Regions from separate parts of the Mus musculus genome. Here region 2 is linked to region 1. A link is a loop called in an ENCODE intact Hi-C map of the cell type or tissue named here. Cell type or tissue: heart. All regions are shown on one strand. Links, peaks and the distances in the headings refer to the core of each region. The heading gives the core; the rest is flanking DNA.

What was found. Peaks named below come from ENCODE experiments on the same cell type or tissue, not always from the same donor. Only the 100,000 strongest peaks of a DNase experiment are listed, where the experiment ranks them.
Region 2: a loop joins it to region 1, with 4 times the contacts of the local background. A loop is called at or near these places in 15 of 42 quality-filtered maps.

What each region holds. Positions count from the first base shown.
Region 1 is chr11:97,465,777-97,471,547 of GRCm38, reverse strand. It overlaps Arhgap23 (Rho GTPase activating protein 23), which reads right to left. Exons shown (of 19, transcript NM_021493.2): 10 at 5,417-5,538; 11 at 4,961-5,116; 12 at 1,102-1,180. Among named protein-coding and RNA genes, the nearest start is that of Arhgap23, 19 kb to the right of the region's middle. In heart, for the core only: a CTCF peak has its summit at 2,426 (motif pointing right); DNase peaks (open chromatin) are centred at 2,517 and 2,727; H3K27ac peaks cover 1,147 bases.
Region 2 is chr11:97,358,794-97,364,564 of GRCm38, reverse strand. Socs7 (suppressor of cytokine signaling 7) reads right to left here and starts at 2,273. Exons shown (of 10, transcript NM_138657.4): 1 at 1,142-2,273. The coding sequence starts at 2,130. In heart, for the core only: no CTCF peak of the experiment used is centred there; DNase peaks (open chromatin) are centred at 924, 1,184 and 2,394; H3K4me3 peaks cover 2,364 bases; H3K27ac peaks cover 2,252 bases.

The DNA.
Region 1 (5,771 bases), core at 343-5,342:
CTAAATTCCCATCAGTAGAGAAGCCATCTGGAAAGCATGGCTTTTTCTGACTGTATTTCTCTCAGCAGGGAAGCTGCGACCTGCTCATACTGGCTGTGCAGACACAATGGAGATCTCTCTCCTGTCTGTGTTGGGAATACCATGCCAGTGGCTTGAAGTACGTCACAGTGAGAGTATTCACACCACAGAAACTGGAAAATGTAACACCCTGGGACTTTTTTCTCCCGCAGGGCCAGTTGTCAACATTCATCAGCGCATCACTAAGCTCCAACCGTCACTCCGCCCTGGGTTGGTCTGGGTGTCTCACCCATAGCCTCACAGTGGGAAGGTCAGGAAAGAAACACAACAGGTTGACAGAACTGCTTTGTCTGTGCATGATTTTTGTTCTGTGTTGAATTTTGAGACAGGGTTTCTCTGTGTAGCCCTGGCTATCCTGAAACTCTCTGTGTAGACCAGGCTGGCCTCGAACTCACAGAGATCCGTCTGCCTCTGCCTTCCGAGTACTGAGGCTAAAGGTATAGCTACTATACACTACTTGTAATTTCGATTTTGAAACAGACTTTTGTTTTATAGCTCTCTACGTAGCCCAGGCTGGCCTCAAAAACATCATCCTCCTGCCGCAGCCTCTTGAGTGCTGGGATTGGAGGCATGCGCTGCTACACTTGCTCAAACTGATAATAATGGGCTTGAGACGGGTTTCTGTGGAAGTCTGAGGTGGAATGTGGCTGTGCCGCACACAGTCTGGGTGACCTTAGCAAGTCACTTTACCCCTCTGAGTCCGTGTCTCGGCCCACGAAGGAGTTTGATAACAGTCCCTGCTCAGGGACTGTTACAGGGGGCAGTGCTAGGCTACAGAGACTGTTCGGAGCATGGTCATGACCTCAGCAAGGGAGGATGGAGTCAGGACTGATGGACAGATGGGCAGGCTTGGTATTTCACATACACAAATATCTTTGGTGTTTTAAATATAATAAAAATTACTTATAAAATAAATACTTGTAAAATTAAAACCAACAACCCAAATAGAGAGAGTGTGTGTGGCCAGGAATGGTGGGGAAGGGAGTGGATAGGATGCCCCTCCCAACGCCACCCACTACTCACCATCAGTGAAAAGAGGCTCCGGCAGCTTGCGGAAGAAAGCCTTGAGCAGGCTGCTGATGACATTGAGGTCCTGCCAGCGCTAAGGAGGAACGAAGACGTCAGGACACAGACAGGATCCCAGGGGCCCACATTCCCATGTCCATACACGCTCTAGGACCAGCCAGGCCACCAAGTCCCCAGGCCTCCATGCCTGTCAGAACACATACTTGACTACAGACAGCTCAGTGGGCTCAATACTGCCCCCACAAGAAGCAAGAGGGCCCAAGGGTGGGGAACAGACATCAGTACAGCTACCCCACATAAGTATGCCTGGACATCTCCAGTGTATCTGTAAGTACCAGGCCCAGCACCTCCTCCTGACTCTCCCCAGCTAGGAGTGATCCTCTGAGCAGCCACATCACACAAAGCCCAAGGGTCCACAGCACAGGGCTTGCGTGCCAACTCCTTCCTGTCCCAGGCCCTGTGCACATGCTGTCCCCTAGTGGAACTCTCTAGCCCTGCCCTGCACAGGAACGCCTCCTCACCCTGCCTCACTGCCAAAGTCCAAGCGGCCACCCATGAATCCCACCACGGCGTCATCTGTATCACACTCTGACATTCTTCCCGACGCTTCTTCATTATCTCCCAGGAGACTGCCTTCTGAGGGGCCGGGATCCAAATGAGCTAAGTGTGGGGTGATTTTTGTCCCCCAAGGGTCTCCCATTTTCATGTGTGTGTATACATGTGAGCATGAGGATCGGAGTGTACATGCTCGGCCTGATCATTCTCTACCATTCCTCCACCTTATTCAATATGGCAGGGTGTCTCCATCAAACCCAGAGCACACCACGGTGGCTACTCTCCTTAGCCAGTTTGCTCTGGGGATCCTGTCCCCACCTTCTGAAGACAGGAACTACAGGTGAGCTACCATACCCATTCGGCATGACCATGGGTCCTGGGACCTGCTCAGTGAACCCTCTCTCTGCCCTTCTTTATTATCAGGGCGTTTGGGACCTGTGCATGTGGGGAGGTCGGAGGACATAGTCTCAGAGTCAGTCCCCTCTTTCCTCCGTGGGTGCTGAGTTAGTGTCAGCTCACCATCAGGTTTGCTTGGCAAACACTTTTACCTGCTCGGAGTCTCCAGGCGGGCTATTTTGGCTTTCCCATCTGGGCTGAGGGAGCACCACATACGTGGGAGGATATGGCCAGGGATGGCGCTAAATTTCCTCCACTACACTACCACACGCACACCTCAATGCATGATTAATTTGCCTCAAATGGTCACTGAGCTAGGGAAGAGAATCTGCTCTAATAATTACGGGAAGAGACAGTTCACTCTGTCCACCAGGGGGCACCAACACCCTACATGCCGTAGCTAGGTGCTAGGCTTATGCTCTAGTTCTGAGTTCCTGTCTCAGAACTGCCCAGAGAGCAAGGAAACAAGTCAGCAGAGACACAGGTGTAGGAGACACAGACTCATCACAAAGAGCCTCAGCTCTGTGCCAGAGTGCCCAACATCACCCTCTCCATGGGCGCATACACAGTACTCACGTCCCACAGTTCACCAAAGCACTGATTAAAACATCTGTGCGAGTGATACCCGCTACTAAGCTGCAGCCAGCACACTGAGCCTGGTCAGGCCAGCCACCCCTCCAACTCTGGCCTCTCTTCTTCCTGGCTAAGGCGAGCTGATGTGTTTCACTGAATGCTGACCCGGTCGGAGGCGGTTCCTACAGGTCCCTCTCAGTTCCTCCCTGAGGGCTGAGCACCTCTCCTCTCCCTCTGAGCACGGCCTCTGTCTGGTCTTCTCTGATAGGGTCTGCTCCCACACCAGCTTCCTAAGAGCTCTGTCTTTCTGCCCTTCCAAGCTGGTCTCAGTCTGCCTTTTCCCTTGGTCCCAGGCTGTCACATGACCTCACTTAGTCAGGGCCTGAGGATACTGTCAACCCACATAGGTGATGTGCCATCATCCCAAATGCAGTAGGGCCACAATCTGACTCATCTCCTTCAGCTTCTCCTCAAGCCAACCTGTTCCTCACACAGATACCAGTCCTCCCTCTGGTCTCTCTGCCTGTCCTTCCTCCCTCTCCCGGCCTCCACTTACCCAGGGCCCTCTGTTATCCTGACCATTAGTGACCCCAGCATCTCTGGGCTTCTTTCCTCCCCCTCTGCTCCCGGGCTTGCACTCTCAGTTCTCCACAAAACCTCAGCATCGCTCTCGCTCACACCCTACCCTCGGCAGTGCTCCCCCCAGATCTGCCAAAAGTTCCTCACAGTCCTCTGGTTCAAGGTCAAAAGCTTTAGAAACCCATCACTCCCCCTGGGTCTTACATCCCCACCCCCAAACACAAAAAGTGTATCCACCTTTTTCCAACCCTCAAACCCTTCCACGAGTCTCAAACAACGCTGTCATTCCCTGCCAACTCTCCCACCTGCTCTCCTATACCCTCAGGAACTCTGGAGGCTGCCTCTGCTCCATCCCTCAGCAATCCCTCCCTCCTCTTATACACAAGTGCTTAATGGCAGGTCCTGGGGTCTGTGGTGCTTCACTAGCCAGATTCGTGGCTTTCCCCTGTAAAGCCCTTTGCATTAGAGCCCCTTTGGTCAAATAAAATCTTAACACAAAAATCCAAGGTGGGGCTGGCGAGATGGCTCAGCAGTTAAGAGCACTGACTGCTCTTCCGAAGGTCCTGAGTTCAAATCCCAGCAACCACATGGTGGCTCACAACCATCCGTAATGAGATCTGACACCTTCTTCTGGTGTGTCTGAAGACAGCTACAGTGTACTAATGAATAATAATAAATAAATCTTAAAAAAAAATCCAAGGTGGGCTAGTGAGAGAGGCGCTCAGGTAAAGGTGCTTGTGCCAAGCCCAAAGCCGAGTTTGCTCCCGGGACGCACATGATGGAAAGAAAGAACCAACTTCCACACGTGCACCACAGCATACACAAAGTCTGTGTGGAGCCCCCAGCAAATAAACGAATAGATGTGAAAAGTTCAGAGCAGAGCAGGGTGGCCCTCCATCCAGCAAAGGAAGGGGTCTTGACTTGAGTGTGGCCTCTTCAAAGCCCCTCTGGGAACCTAAGACTCCAGGAATCATTTGAAAACTGCCAGGCATACTACCCACTCTTTGGTGCAGTGTGTCAGCAGCTACAGTCTGCTCTCAGCTTCAGCCTCTCTTTCCAGGCTACACACTGGTGGCCGGCCACCTTGAAAGCAAGGCGCACCCTCTTCCACCAGGCCAGGGATCTTTGAACCTCAGCGGCCCATGGAATGCAGCCCATTTTGCCTGGTGCTAAAGGACTGTAGAAAGGAGAGAGGGTGGGCAGGATGAGGATGCAGAGGAGAGCGGGGGAGGCAGGAAGAGCAGCAGGAGGCCTAAAAAAATGCTCACTAGCTGGCTCTCTTGGAAGTTCAATTCCCAGCAAGTGTTCAGCCCTCTCTCTGCCCGTATTTGTATTTGATTTTAGCTGAGAGAACTGGGCCGTCCTAAGTGCTCATGCAAAACTGTCACCTAGCCAGGGAGGACAGCTGCCTTGCCACTGCACATATCTATAATCCCAGCTCTTGGAAGGCAGAGGCCTGGGCTACATAGAGGACCCTCTCAAACAAAACAAAACAAAACAAAACAAAACAAAACAAAACAAAACAAAACAAAACAAAACAAAACAAAACAGCTGCCTCTGTCTCAGTACCCAGCAGGCCAGGGCTCCATTTCTTTTTGGGCCATCCTTGGGGAGGTGCCCACTGGGCCTGCTGACTGGGCAGGCAGGCTTTCTCCTGCCACCTGGACACTCTGGCCCAGTGACAAGCAGAGTAGAACATGGTGAGTACAACCAGGCAGTTCCTGGACTCCACCAGCAGCCGAGCCACACCCACCTCATCCTGCAGGTTGATGTCACTTGGCCCACGGTTGAGCTGCTCCTGCAGGCTAGACACCACTGCGTTGTTGCCAGGTACCCGGTAAATGCCAGTTGATTCCAGCCCCCGGGCCTCCACAATACGGCAGCAGGCAGCAACGATCAGGGGGACACGCTAGGAGCACAGACATGGGAGAGGGATTAGGGAGATGGCTGGGGTAGGAGGCTAAGTGGTAGAGAATTAAGACCAGAGCTGCTACCAGGACACCCGAGGAGATGAAGTCTTTACGGCCTCCATCTAAGGGTCAGAACTAATATGAGCCACCGACTCAGAAGGTGCAAACCAGGGCGGACCTCAGTTCGGCAGCCACCTGGCTGTGTACATGAGGAACGGGCAGCCGCTACATCCTCACAGCTCTGGTCCCCTACCCAGGTCTCCTAGGTGCTGCCTGCTTCGAGCACTGTGGGGACCCACCTGGTTCTCGGTGGCAGGCTGGCACTCCTCCAACCGGATTCCAAATGCCCTCGGGGCGGCCTTCTTGTTCTTCTTGATAATATTGATGCCCCAGGGGGTTTTGGGAGCTGCAACACTGTCTTCTGGGATGAACAATGGCAAAGAGAGCTGGGGTCAGCTGAAGGAGGTCAGAAGGGTCCCACACATTCAATGCCACACCCACACACTAGGACACAGGGACTTCATCAAATAACTAGGGAGACTGAAAGGTGAGAGAAGGCTTAGGGGGCAAGGTGACTGGCCCCCAGGAAGGAGACCATGGCTCCATGAGGGTAGTTGGTGGCCTCAAGGACCAATCTGTGAGATGAGAGCACAT
Region 2 (5,771 bases), core at 422-5,421, 110 kb after region 1:
CAGATATACTTATCTTTCAACATCCCCCTACCCTCCAAGATTCTAGTGCTCAACAAAGTTATCAATTTATCTGCTCTTTGCCCTTGGTCTGTCACTGTCTGTATGTTTCAAGACTACATCACAGAAACCATACCAAGACCAATTCCAATCAGGCACAGTGGCAGCAGGCCTGGTCCTTGGGAGGAGGTAGGAAGAAAGAGCAAGAGATCCAGACCAGTCTGCTACACAGTGAATTAAAAGCAAGCCTGATCAACATAATAAAAACCTTGTCTAACAAAACAAAACAAAAGCCACCAATTCAAGTTTAAAACAGATTCAGAACTACAACTCACAATGTTATACCACAAGGTAAGACTCATTCATGGCTGCAAAAGCTGACAGCTTTCCAAACTGACACTACAGAACTATGTCCCGACAGTAAAAGTCTAGCCACTTCTTAGAAATTCAGGGGAACAACTCACCATTTAAGTTTGGAATTGCCATTAATTGGACTAGAAGTCACTGTGTATACCTCACCTAGACCTCTCACCTCCGTGTGAAAGTGAGAGAGTCAGCACAACGCCATTCAGAAAGTGGTCAGCACACAGGCTTTAGACAGCAAATATCCAGGAACAACCAGAATATTAAGGGAGCTGCCCAGCTAATTGCTGGCCAGACTCCTCGGGCTATTTGCATGCTTGTACTTGCGAAGAGAGTGAAGGCTGGTGCACTGAGAGAACAAGCAAGACGATCAAGATAATAACAGGCAGGTGATTGACACCAGCTTTTCGGCCCCAAGGCCACACATTTCCAGCAACCTTCAGCAATGGTAGTAATAACAGACATGGGAGGGGTGCTTAAAAAGTGGGGCCGGAACAGGGATGGAAGGTGAGGCCGGGCTTCAGATCATCCCCAGCAAGAGACGCTAACCCACTGAGAAGTGTCACAGAGTGTGAACTCTCCGAGAGTTGAAAGCTGTTTCCACAATTAGCTCTGACCTAATGCGAGATGTCACCACCTTTAATCCCAAGTGTCTGCCTCCTCCTGAAGTCCACAGCTCAGCTCTAACAGTATCGTGTTGGCAGTAGGGGAAAACGAGGGAAACGAAACAAGAAATGGAACTTTGTCGCTTGCCCACCCCCAACCCCCAAGCCAATCTCACCTCCCCGTATCCAGCTCCCGGACCGCTGAGCCTCCCATGTCGGTCAGGCTCGCAGCTGAAGCTGCCAGATCTCCCGAAGGCCTCTTGCCGGTCCCATCCCCGCCGCCCGAGCCGCCGTTACAGCTCTTCGTGCGAAACAGGCGACTGAGGCGGATTTTGAAGGAGCCCTTCCGAGAAGGGCCTGCGAGAGGCCGGAGGGGCCCGGGAGGCGGCGGCGGTGGGGGAGGTTGCTGCTGCTGCTGCTCCCCTCGGCTCAAGCGCCCTGGAGGGACCAAGTCCTGCAGCGGAAAGGGCACCGGGGGTAGTTCGGGACCCGGAGGCTGCAGAAGCAGCCGGCCACCCACTCCTCCTCCTCCACGGCCGGGGCTGCTGAGCTCCTCTTCCGAGCAGCTGTTAGTCTCCAGGCTCTCGGCCTCCGATTCCAAGCCCTCCAGGACCAGCAGCGCGTCGCTCGTCTCCGTCGGGTCCTCCCCGGCCTGCGGGGCGGCAGCAGGCGGCGGGGGTTGCGGCGGCGGCGGCTGCGGGGGACACGGGCACGGACAGCAGCCTCCGCCGGCAGTCTTGATCCCCGGCCCCGCCGGCTGTCCGAGCCCCAGGGCCGCCAGCTGCGCCTCTAGTCCAGCCACGGGACCCCAGGTCCGCTCGAGCGCCAAGCCCGGCGGGAGGGCCTTGGGATCCAGCGCGCAGCGGTGCCGGGGACACAGCAGTTCCGAGGGTCCCGGCTCCCGGGCCGCCTCCGCGTCCTCCTCCTCCGGCGGCCGCCCCACGTTGCGGAACACCATCAGCTGAGGCGGCCGGGCGCCCCGCGAGCCGGGCCGCGCGAGGAAGGGTGGTGGCGGCGACGGGCCATGGCTGTGGCCCGGGGGCGGCGGCGGCGGCGGCGGGCCTGGCTCGGGGGCGGCCTCTCCATAGCCGAGGAGGCGGCTCAGGACCCGGTACGAAGCGGCCGCCGCCGCCGCCTCGCCGTCCCGGAGCTCGGCCCCCTGCATCGGGGTGGCGAAGGGAGGGAGGGCGGGCGGCTAGGAGCCGGGCTGGGTGGGGACTAGGCCGGGCCCCGCCGGAGCCCCGCCCGCCGCGGCCCCCGGAGCGACAGCGCTAACGGCCGCCGCGGCCTCTGCCTCATAGAGGGGGCGGGGGGGGGGGGGCGCGCGGAGCCCAGCGCGAGCCCAGGCCGCGCGCTGCCGCCGAGGACCGCCCCTAGACGTCACTTCCTGTCCAGGGCCCGCCCCCTTTCCCCAGGGTGCGCAAGCGTCGGACTCCACTCTGCCTGACGTTTCTCTTGGCCCTGGTAGCTATTGGCCGTCTGCTGCATCTGGGGCCTCCGTGGTCTCCGGCACCGACCCCTGCTTTTTCACTTCCTGGGCGCCCGGGCCCTGTCCACCGTCCTGTGTAGAGCAGTGCAGGCCTCGGGACCCGGGTCTGGACCTGGGAGAGGGTCGTGGACCTTGGCACTGTCTGGGGGTCTTGTCCTGTCCATGCTGCCTGGAGTGTGTGACCTTGGCCAAGTCATTTCATTACATCTGCATCCTCTTTCCTAGCATCCGATGAACTGTGGAATGACTACATGAAAATGGGTTGTAGAGCCTGCAGTGTGCTCTTCCGTGCCAAAACAACTGGATCTTTGAGAAGACAAGAGTGTGTATATAGTTAGCATAATCTCATCATGAATTTGAAATGAAGAATGGATATACACAATTCCAAGAAATGAAGATATACAATAGCCAATTCTGTACGACTGATGGCCAAATACATCCTTCCACTGATTGTTGTCATAGTGTATGTCATGTTGAGGATAGAATCCAAGACGTGGCACGTGCTAAGCAACAGTTCCATCACCAGACCTCATTCCCAGCCCTTCCCAAAATGATGACAAGTGACCAAGGACTGCAATTGTAACAAGAATTTTTACTAATATTTTCCTCTGTTGATGAAAGAGAACAGTGAAAAAGCAAAACCTGATCAAATCATCAATCATGGGGGCAACTTTGCTGAGTCGGAATTGGTTTCAGTGACGGGGAAGAGTTCCTTCAACGTTTTTGTGCCATTGCTAATGTAACACCTACAGATAGATGTACAGGAGATGTAAATCAGAATCGCTGTCATAATCTCCATCACTTAAAAAAAATGTATGTGTATGCACATGTGTGTGCAGAATCCGAGAAAGGGCATCAGATCCCCTAGACCTAATTATTAGCTGCCCCAAGTCCCTGGACATGGGTGTTGAGAGCTGAGTTCTGACCCTCTGCAAGAGCAGAACAAGCCGTTATCTGCTGAGCTAGCTCTCTAGGCCCCTCCATCTCTCTTTCTTTCTTTCTTTCTTTCTTTCTTTCTTTCTTTCTTTCTTCCTTCCTTCCTTCCTTCCTTCCTTCCTTTCTTTCTTTCTTTCTTTCTAGACAGGGTTTCTCTGTGTGGCCCTGGCTGTCCTGGAACTCATTCTGTAGACCAGGCTGGCCTTGAATTCAGAATCATGTCTGTGCTGGGAATGAAGGAATGTGCCATCACCACCCAGCTCCCTATACCCCTTTTGTTTTTCAGACAGGGACTCTCACAAGTATCAGGACTTAAGTTTGGATCCCCAGCACAGTATAAAAGCCAGGCAGAGCAGCATGTGTCTGTGATCTTCGCACTTGATGTGGGGTGGATCCCGGGAGCTCCCTCACCAGTCAATCTAGCCAAATTGATGAACTCCAGAATCAATGAGGAACAGGCACATTACAGAGCCATCTTCCCAGCCCAGTGGGGTCATTCTGAAATAGAAATTTGCTCACAGCCTGTGATTGTAAAGATGTATTTACATATATTTCTCTGCACACCAAAAGACAGCATCAGACCCATTACAGATAGTTGTGAGCTGCCACGTGGAGTCCTGGGAATTGAACTCAGGACCTCTGGAAGAACAGCCAGTACTCTTAACCACTGAGCCATCCCTCCAGCCCCACAGCCTGTGATTGTAGTTGTTCATGCTTTCTGCATTCTTAGGATAGAGAGAAAACCCTCTATGTGACATATAGGGTCCTAATGGTTTTGCCCTGCCTACGTCTTACTCTTACACATTGCCCACCAAGCTGTATCTTGTCTGTTCAGTTCTGCTAACACCGTTCTTTTTAAGACTTATTTATTATTATACATAAGTACACTGTAGCTGACTTCAGACACACCAGAAGAAGACGTCAGATCTCATATTAAGGGTGGTTGTGAGCCACCATGTGGCCGCTGGGATTTGAACTCAGGACCTTTGGAAGAGCAGTCAGTGCTCTTACCCGCTGAGCCATCTCACCAGCCCAGTTACACCGCTATTTTCAACATTCATGGGCATTCTTCTGTTATTTGCCACTGCTACCCCTTTTTTCTCCTGCAGTGTCAGGACACAAATCCAGTGTTTATATCTCCAAAGCAAAGCTGCAGCTTGACCAGTGGCCAGCATCTCCCACCTAACTAAGCTCCATTCTCAGATAAGTTTTCTCTCGGGTTTGTGCTCAGTGAACTGGCCAGCCTTCAGACTGAACTCTCTCCTCACCAGACCGGGGAGATGTACGTTCTCTCTCAACTTCAAGACCCAGTCTCTGTTACGCTTAATTGCACATGTGTGATTTGATTAACACTCTGTCCAGACTAGAGAGATGGCTCAGTGGTTATCACTGACCACTCTACCAGAAGACCCAAATTCAATCCCCAGCTCCCACACAGGGGAAGCTCACAGCTCCCAGTCCCAGGTGACTGCATCCCTCTAGCTTTCACGTGGGCGTGCCCATACACAGGTGACTAAAAATGAAATAAGTCATGGAGCTAGAGAGATGGCTCACTTAAGAGCACTGCTTACAGTTTGGAGAGATGGCTCAGAGGTTAAGAGCACTGACTGAGTTCAAATCCCAGCAGCCACATGGTGGCTCACAACCATCTGTAATGAGATCTGATGCCCTCTTCTGGTGTGTCTGAAGACAGCTACAGTGTACTTAGATATAATAATAAATCTTTAAAAAAAAAAAAAAAGAGCACTGCTTACTCTTCTTGTGGATCCCAGTTCAGTTGCCACCACCTACACTGTGGCTCACAAAGGTCTAATTCCAGCTCCATGGGATCAGATGCCCCCTTCTGGACTCCTTGGGCACCAGACTCACACATGGTAAATAGACAAGCAAATATGACAGCCATCAAAAGCATAAAAAAGATAAAAATAAAAACAAACAACAACAACAAAAAATAGGGTATGGTAGTGCACACCTTTAATCCCAGAACTCAAGAAGCAGAGACAGGTGGATTTCTGTATGTTCTAAGCCAGCCTGGTCTACATAATGAGTTCCAGGACAGCCTGAGCTACATAGTGAGACCATGTCTCAAACAAACCAAAGATAATAACAATAAAATATAAATCTTTAGGGGCTGGAGAGATGGCTCTGTGGGTAAGAGCACCCACTGCTCTTCCAAAGGTCCTGAGTTCAAATCCCAGCAACCACATGGTGGCTCACAACCACCTGTAATGAGATCTGACTCCTTCTTCTGGAGTGTCTGAAGACAGCTACAGTGTACTTACATATAATAAATAAGTCTTTAAATAAACAAACAAACGAACAAACAAACACATCTTTTTTTTTTTTAAATCTGGGGCTGGCAAGATGGCTCAGCAGGTAAG